2 separate regions of the Homo sapiens genome follow, and region 2 is linked to region 1. A link is an interaction called in ENCODE POLR2A ChIA-PET data of the cell type or tissue named here. Cell type or tissue: OCI-LY7. All regions are shown on one strand. Each heading gives the region's core, and the rest is flanking DNA. Links, peaks and the distances in the headings are about the cores only. Region 1 overlaps NFS1 (NFS1 cysteine desulfurase). Region 2 has its middle 9.0 kb from the start of SPAG4.

Region 1 (4,386 bases), core at 227-4,226:
TACTCAGGAGACTGAGGCAGGAGAATCGTTTGAACCCAGGAGCCAGAGGTTGCAGTGAGCCGAGATCACACCACTGCCTGGGCGACAGGCGAGACTCCCTCTCAAAAACAAAAAAAATCTCATGAACTCCATAATATATATACCTCCTGTGTACTCACAAAAATTTTAAAAACAAAAAACCAATGAACTCATTGATCAGAAGCTCTGATCAACACTTACATGTGTACAGGTGTCCCTCATTATCCAACCTCCTGCTTTCCAAGTCCAGAATCTAAATAGATTTAGATAATGTGGCATTCTTCACTGTTCAGACATGGTATTTGAGCACTTGCTGTTTGAATTTGGGAACTGTTTAGACTCAGATAGTATAAGATTCTTGAATTTTTTTAAATGGAGAAATGAAATAATTCTTAATAAATACAGTTTAATACATTATTTTATTCATTTGTTTTATAGGGACAAGGTCTCACTCTGTTGCTCAGGCTGGAGTGCAGTGGTGCTATCCTACCTTGCCACAGCTTCAATCTCCTGGGCTCAAGCAACCCTCCTACCCCAGCCTCACCAGTAACTAGCACTACAGGTGTGCACCAACACGCCTAATTTTTTTTTTTGAGACAAAGTCTTACTCTGACGCCCAGGCTGGAGTGCAGTGGTGTGATCTCGGCTCGCTGCAACCTCTGCCTCCCAGGTTGAAGGGATTCTCCTCTCTCATCCTCCTGAGTAGCTGGGATTATAGGCCCACTGTGCCCGGCCATGCCTGGCTAATTTTTTTTTTTTTTTTTTTTGAGACAAAGTCTCGCTCTTGTCCCCCAGGCTGGAGTGCAATGGTGAGATCTCGGCTCACTGCAACCTCCGCCTCCCGGGTTCAAGCGATTCTCCTGCCTCAGCCTCCCAAGTAGCTGGGATTACAGGTGCCTGCCACCACGCCTGGCTAATTTTTGTATTTTATTTTATTTTTTGAGACGGAGTCTCGCTCTGTCACCCAGCCTGGAGTACAGTGGCGTGATCTTGGCTCACTGCAAGCTCCGCCTCCAGGGTTCACGACATTCTCCTGCCTCAGCGTCCCAAGCAGCTGGGACTACAGGCGCTTGCCACCACGCCCGGCTAATTTTTTTTTTTTTGTATTTTTGTAGAGACGGGGTTTCACTGTGTTAGCCAGGATGGTTTTGATCTCCTGACCTCATGATCTGCCCGCCTCGGCCTCCCAAGGTGCTGGGAATACAGGTGTGAGCCACCACACCCGGCCTAATTTTTGTATTTTTAGTAGAGACAGGGTTTCACTATGTTGGCCAGGCTGGTCTCGAACTCCTGACCTCAGGTGATCCACCCACCCTTGGCCTCCCAAAGTGCCGGAATTACAGGCGTAATCCCGTGCCCGGCCCAATGCCTGGCTAATTTTTAAAACAGTTTTTGTAGAGATAGAGGTTTCACTATGTTACTCAGGCTTGAATTCCTGACCTCAAGCAACCCTCCCGCCTCAGTCTCCCAAAGTGCTGGGATTACAGGCATGACCCACTGCACCCAGCTTATTATTTAAAATCTGGTGTCCTTCATAATCGATTTGGAAACCACTGCCTTAATTTTTATAGTACCTCCATTCTCAGCATAAACAGTTTTTCTGTGTGGGAGAACTGTCAAGTGCCAATTCTATTCAGAAGCCCTGATTACTTGGTGAATAACTTTGCATGCTCATGCTCATATTTTGGCACAAAATTTCTGTAATTCGGCTTGTTTAGTCACAGGTTATACGCATTTTTAAGTTTTTTGTTTTTTTGAGTCAAGGTCTCAGTCTGTTGCCCAGCCTGGAGTGGAGTGAGTGGCACGATCATAGCTCACTGCAGCCTCGACCTCCTAGGCTCAAGTGATCCTCCTGCCTTAGCCTCCAGAGTAGCTGGGACTATAAGTGCATGCCACCATGCCCAGCTAAGTTTTAATTTTTTTTTTTGTAGACACGGGGTCTCACTGTGTTTCTCAGGCTGGTCCCAAACTTCTGGTCTCAAGTGATTCTCCTTCCTTGGCCTCCCAGAATGCTGGGATTGTAGTCATGAGCCACCGTGCTCCACCAAATTGTTTTTAAATTTAAATTTTATTTTGAAAAAGTAATATTCATGTGATTCAAAATTCAAAAGCTACAAAAAAGTGCACAGACAGCCAGGTGCAGTGGCACACGCCTGTAATTGCAGCACTTTGGGAGGCCGAGGCGGGCAGATCATGAGGCCAGGAATTTGAGACCAGCCTGTCCAACATGGTGAAACCCCGTCTGTACTAAAAATACAAAAATTAGCCATGCGTGGTGGCGGGTGCCTGTAATCCCAGCTAATCAGGAGGCTGAGGCAGGTGAATCACTTTAACCGGGAAGGTGGAGGTTGCGGTGAGCTGAGACCGTGCCATTGCACTCCAGTCTGGGCAACAGAGCAAGACTCTTGTCTCAAAAAAAAAGGGAAAAAAAAGGCACAGACAAAAGTCTGCCTCTCACCTCTGACCTCCAGCTATGCAGTTCCCTTCTGGGGAGGTAATTTCTTTCTTGGTTTTTTTTTTTTTTTTTTTTTTTTTTTCTGATTTTCTCTGGTTATTGGGAGGCAATTTCTTGGGTTTTTCTACAATTATCCTATGTGTTTACAAACAAATATATACTTCTCCTCCAGCTTTCTTTTTTATCCAGATGATAGCATACTGTACTCACTGTTTCAATCTTTCATTTTTCACCTAATGGTACATCTTTTTTTTTTTAGACAGAGTCTTGCTCTGTCACTAGGCTGGAGTGCAGTGGCACAATCTTGGCTCACTGCAACCTGTGGCTCCCAAGTTCAGGCGATTCTCCTGCCTCAGCCTCCTGAGTAGCTGGGATTACAGGTGCGTGCCACCACGCCCAGCTAATTTTTGTATTTTTAATAATTACGGGGTTTCACCATGTTGGTCAGGCTGGTCTCGAACTCCTGATTTCATGATCTGTCCGCCTCGGCTGCCCAAAGCACTGGGATTACAGGTGTGAGCCACCGTGTCCAGCCCATAATACATTTTTTTTTTTTAGACGGAGTTTTGCTCTTGTTGCCCAGGCTGGAGTGCAATGGTGCCATCTCAGCTCACTGCAACCTCTGCTTCCCGAGTTCAAGCAATTCTTCTGCCTCAGCCTCCCTAGTAGCTGGGATTACAGGCATGTGCCACCATGCCTGGCTAATTTTGTATTTTTAGTGGAGAAGGGGTTTCTCCATGTTGGTCAGGCTGGTCTCAAACTCCCGAACTCAGGTGATCCACCCACCTCAGCCTCCCAAAGTGCTGGTATTACAGGCGTGAGCCACTGCGCCCGGCCAATACATCTTTGTTTTTTCAAGCTAAAGTACAGACTTTTTTTTGGATTTCACCAGTTTTGTAACAATGTATCTTGGAGATTTTATGGTGTCAGTTCAGAACAAGCTTCTTCTTTTTTTTTTTTTTTTTTTTGGGAGACAGAGTCTTGCTCCATCACTCAGGCTGGAGTGCAGTGGCTTGATCTCAGCTCACTGCAACCTCTACCACCTGGGTTCATCTCATGTCTCAGCCTCCTGAGTAGCTGGGATTACATGTGCCTGCTACCACGCTTGGCTAATCTTTGTATTTTTAGTAGAGAGAGGGTTTCACCATGTTGACCAGGCTGGTTTCTAACTTCTGATCTCAGGTGATCCGCCCGCCTTGACCTCCCACAGTTGGGATTATAGGCGTGAACCACCACACCCGGCCCCCTCATTCTTTTATACACCTGCTTGGTATTTCATTGTATGGACATGCCATAATCTATTTGACCATTACCCTGATGATGGACATCTAAGTTGTTCCCAGTATTTTTGCTATTATGAATAATACTGTAATGTATGATGGCATTTCATATAGCATAGGGAGCTACTTTAAACCATTTTGATCATTACTCCTTCTGGCATTTATCTTCCAGATGTTAAATATTTTACTAAATACTATGCTTTTACTGCTGTTTCTTCTTTTCCTTAACGTTTTTTATTTAGAAAAATTTCATGCTTACAGAAAAGTTGAAGTAATATTTTGATCCCTTTGGAAAGAAATATTTTGTTTTATCTACTTTTCTCTCTTTCTGTTTTTTGTAACAAATTTTGTTTCCCAGGGGTTGGTGCCATCTACATCCGTCGCCGGCCCCGTGTGCGTGTGGAGGCCCTGCAGAGTGGAGGGGGGCAGGAGCGGGGTATGCGGTCTGGGACAGTGCCCACACCCTTAGTGGTGGGGCTGGGGGCTGCGTGTGAGGTGGCACAGCAAGAGATGGAGGTATGGGGAGAGCAGTTCCCTCCCACAACTTCTTCCCCTGTGCTGGGTCTCCTATTTAGAGGCTTCTCAGCATGACTGAGGCAGATCTCTGCAGGGAGAGAGGGCTTAAGAAAACTC
Region 2 (4,386 bases), core at 78-4,077, 70 kb after region 1:
AGGCTGCAGTGAGCCTTGATTGCACCACTGAACTTCAGCCTAGGTAACTGAGTGAGACCCTGCCTTAAAAAAAGGAAAAAGAAAGAAAGGAAGGGGCTGGGCGTGGTGGCTCACTCCTGTAATCCCAGCACTTTGGGAGGCTGAGATGGGCAGATCACTGAAGGTCAGGAATTTGAGACCAGCCTGGCCAACATGGTGACACCCCGTCTCTACTTAAAAATGCAAAAATTAGCCAGGGCGCAATGAGTCATGCCTGTAATCCCAGGACTTTGGAAGGCCAAGGCAGGCGGATCACAAGGTCAGGAGTTTGAGACTAGCCTGGCCAATATGGTGAAACCCCGTCTCAACTAAAAAAATACAAAAAGTAGCCAGGCGTGGTGGCATATGCCTGTAATCCCAGCTACTTGGGAGGCTGAGGCAGGAGAATCGCTTGAACCCGGGATGCAGAGGTGGCCATGAGCCAAGATCACACCATTGCACTCTTGCCTGGGCGACAGAAGGAGACTCCATCTAAAAAAAAAAAAAAATTAGCCGGGCATGGTGGCGGGCACCTATAATCTCAGCTGTGTGGGAGGCTGAGGCAGGACTATTGCTTGAATCCGGGAGGCAGAGGTTGCAGTGAACCAAGATCACACCACTGCACTCCAGCCTGGGCGACAGAGTGAGACTTCATCTCAGGAAAAAAAAAAAAAAAAAAAAGAAAAGAAAGAAAGAAGGAAGAAAGTAAAAAAAATAAAAATAAAAGAGAGCGAGAGAGAGATAGAAAAGAGGAGAGGCCGGGCACAATGACTCATGCCCATAATCCCAGCACTTTGGGGGGCTGAGGTGGGCAGATCACCTGAGATCAGGAGTTTGAGACCAGCCTGGCCAACATGGCGAAACCCTGTCCGTACTAAAAATACAAACAATTAGCCAGCTGTGGTGGTGGACACCTGTAATTCCAGCTACCCGGGAGGCTGAGACAGGAGAACTGCTTGAACCCAGGAGGCAGAGGTTGCAGTGAGCTGAGATCGTGCCATTGCACTCCAGCCTGGATGACAGAGCAAGACCCCATCTCAAAAAAAACCAAAAAACAAAAAACAAAAAAACAAAGAAAAAAGAAACGAAAAGGCATGAGGTCCATGTCCTTGAGGCCTCATCGGCTGGCAGGGAGCAGACTGGGGTCCTGTTCACTCCCCTTGCCTCCCTCCCACCCTATCACAGCTCTCACTCCCTGAGGATGCAGGATGGAGGCTGAGGCAGTCCTGCCAGCTTGCAGCTGGTGGAGGCAGGGAGGGCTGAATTGACCTCCAGGACCTTACCCCTATCCCTCGGTCCTCTCCTCCCTCCCCACCCATGACCCCCAGGCCTGCTCCCTGTGTGTTTGACTAAAGGGTAGGGATTGCTAAACCTGCTGGGTGAGTCCAGTGAGTCAGAGGCGATTCAGGTGGGCGGGCTGGTGGGCAGAAGGGCAGACGGGCAGAGGAAGTGCCAGTGCCACTGGGACCATGGCTCTGACGGTAACGCGTGCAACGACTAACAGGGCTGACCGGCACCCACGACCGACAAGTGAAGCTCACCTTTCGAGGTGAGGCTTGCAGGGGCGCCCTAAGGATATTTGAAACTGGGGGCCCTTGACCCAATGCCTTCCCATCTCTACAGCCCATTTCTTTTCTCTACCCACACTGGTATCTCCAACCCTCTGCCTCTTTCCTTCCCATTGTCTACCTTTCTTTAAGGGTGAATCCAGGAGGGACTTGACACTGGGCCAAGAGTGGGGGAAGCAAATTATTTTTGTGTGTGTGGGGGGAGGGGCTGATATATGACTAGTTTCAGTTCTGAGCAGGCTTTACCCAGAAAACAAGAAAAATTCACTGTGGTCCAGAAGCAGATATCGGTGAGGTCAGTACAGTTGGTTCCTGATCTGTCTCCCATCCAAGTCCAACCTGGGGTTCAGGGGCTCATTCCTGGGTTTGGGGAAGTATAGTCTTGGGAGGTGGGGTCAGTCTGAGGCCTGAGAGATCAGACCCAGATTGGAACAAATTAGTTGCAAGACTGGGGGAATTCATTCTTGATCACTAGTTAGTCCCAGATCAGCCCTCACTCAGATTCAAACCCATGTGCAGGGATCCCTTCCAGGTTTGGGGATGTTAGTCCTAAAGTTAGCTCTAAGTCTGGAGGATTGGCTCCTGTCTGAGGGTTAGGAATAGGGTTTTTTTTTTTCTTTTTTTTTCTTTTTTTTTTGAGACAGGGCCTCACTCTGTCACTCAGGCTGGAGTGCAATGGCACAATCTCAGCTCACTGGAAACTTCACCTCCCAAGTTCAAGCGAGTCTCCTGCCTCAGCCTCCTGAGTAGCTGGGATTACAGACATGTACCACCACACCTGGCTAATTTTTGTATTTTTAGTAGAGAAGGGGTTTTACCATGTTGGTCAGGCTGGTCTTGAACTCCTGATCTCAAGTGATCTGCCTGCCTTGGCCTCCCAAGGTGCTGGGATTACAGGCGTGAGCCACTGTGCCCAGCCAAGAATGGGCTTTGGATTGGAGTTTAGGGTCAGCACAGCATGGGTGTCACAAGCTTCCTCCTGTCCCCAGCTGTTCCGATGGCCCCACTATGGGGCTCCACTGGCTGGGGAGTGTCTGTCTGTGCAGGTGGTCAACTGCAGCCGTGTATTCAGCCTTAGGTGAGTAGGCCTGGGGAGACAGGGATGCAGGTTGGGCTGGGGGTGACTTAGAGCCATTCTCTTGGGTCACTCTTTTGCTCTATGCCACTCCCCTAGGCCTCTAGGGACCCTGGTGATCTCCCTGCAGCAGCTACAGAATGCTGGGCATTTGGTGCTACGGGAAGCCCTAGTGGATGAGAATCTTCAAGTGTCCCCGGTGAGCCCCTCTGGCCCCCAGGCTGCCACCCTTAAGTACCTCTAGATAAAGGGTTCCATTTCTCACAGGGGAAAACCTAAGACCCAGAGAGGAGTGGTAACAAGGCCTCCAGCCAGGATTCCTTTCAGCAATCAATTCTTTTGGGAGACAAAGATGAACCTGGCTGGATTTTCCTGGTGTTTCATGGAAGGGCTCATAGCCTAGTAGACATGGACCTAACTTCAAATCTCAGATCTGCCATTTCCCGTCTGGGAACTTGTACACGTTCTTTAGCATTTGGTAGCTGTTTTCTTTTTTTGTTGTTGTTTTGAGACGGAATCTTGCTCTGTCACCCAGGCTGGAATGCAGTGGCTCAATCTCGGCTCAGTGCAACCTCCACCTCCCAGGTTTAAGTGATTCTCCTGCCTCAGCCTCCCAAGTAGCTGGGACTACAGGCGCCCGCCACCACACCCAGCTAATTTTTTTATTTTCAGGAGAAACTGGGTTTCACCATCTTGGCCAGGTTGGTCTCGAACTCCTAACCTTGTGATCTACCCTCGGCCTCCCAAAGTGCTGGGATTACAGGCATGAGCCACCGCACCTGGCCTGGAAGCTATTTTCTCATTTATATAATGTGGAGTTCTTTTGTTCAGTCCGTCATCATTTGTTGAGCTCTTATGATAAGCCAAATGCTGAGCTGAGCAATGAGGATTCCGTGGTGAGCAAAACCAGATAAAGATTCACACCCTTGGAAGGGAGGCAAACATTAAACAAATATTCACACAAGTAAGTGTGAAACTGGAACTGGCAGGTGTTAGAAGAAAGCTGGTAGGGGCTGGGAGAGGGTACCACAGGGGAGTATGATCTACTTGGGGGCCAGAGAAGGTTCCCTGAGGAAATAGTACCTGAACTTAGACTTGAAGGATAACAGATGTTAACTGGGAGGAGAGAATGTTCCAGGCAGAGGAAAAGGCATATGCAAAAGTCCAGCGCCTTGAAGGAGCACAGCTGGGGTGCCTGGAGTGAGATGGAGCTGGAAAGGTTGGTGGGGCCAGACCAGGCAGAGTAGTGAAGGCCACCGTAAGGGATTTCCAACAAAAATGAGACAATTTTGGAATCCTGTTGGGCCTCAAGAGGTAACTTGCGGCTGGGCACAATGGCTCATGCCTGTAATCCCAGCACTTTGGGAAGCTAAAGCAGAAGGATCATTTGAGCTCAGGAGCTCAAGACCAACCTGGGCAAGGTACATAATAAGACCTCATCAATACTAAAAAAAAAAAAAAAAAAAAAAAAAAAAAGAAAGAAAAAAATAACGAGGAAACTTGCCTAGTTACTTAGTTCTTAATAGGTTATGAGTAGTCTACATTATTAATGATCAGAGAGGAACCACAAGGCACCACGGATGCTGGCCAGAAAGATCTCTGCCGCCTGTAGTAAAAGGCACTGGCATTGTCCTTGGGCCTCTCTTAGACCCAGGGCAGTTAGATGGGGGGCCCTAGGGGATACTGTATCTGGTTTCAGATCCAGGTGGAGCTTGACCTGAAGTA

What was found. Peaks named below come from ENCODE experiments on the same cell type or tissue, not always from the same donor. Only the 100,000 strongest peaks of a DNase experiment are listed, where the experiment ranks them.
Region 2: POLR2A ChIA-PET joins it to region 1 with 11 read pairs; 31 of 35 experiments call an interaction of 5 or more read pairs at or near these places.

Annotation. Positions count from the first base shown.
Region 1 is chr20:35,674,928-35,679,313 of GRCh38, reverse strand. NFS1 (NFS1 cysteine desulfurase) reads left to right here. Exons shown (of 13, transcript NM_021100.5): 8 at 4,112-4,269. Among named protein-coding and RNA genes, the nearest start is that of RBM12, 12 kb to the right of the region's middle. In OCI-LY7, for the core only: no CTCF peak of the experiment used is centred there; no DNase peak of the experiment used is centred there.
Region 2 is chr20:35,604,596-35,608,981 of GRCh38, reverse strand. It overlaps the pseudogene FER1L4. Among named protein-coding and RNA genes, the nearest start is that of SPAG4, 9.0 kb to the left of the region's middle. In OCI-LY7, for the core only: no CTCF peak of the experiment used is centred there; DNase peaks (open chromatin) are centred at 1,791 and 3,631; H3K4me3 peaks cover 669 bases; H3K27ac peaks cover 3,395 bases.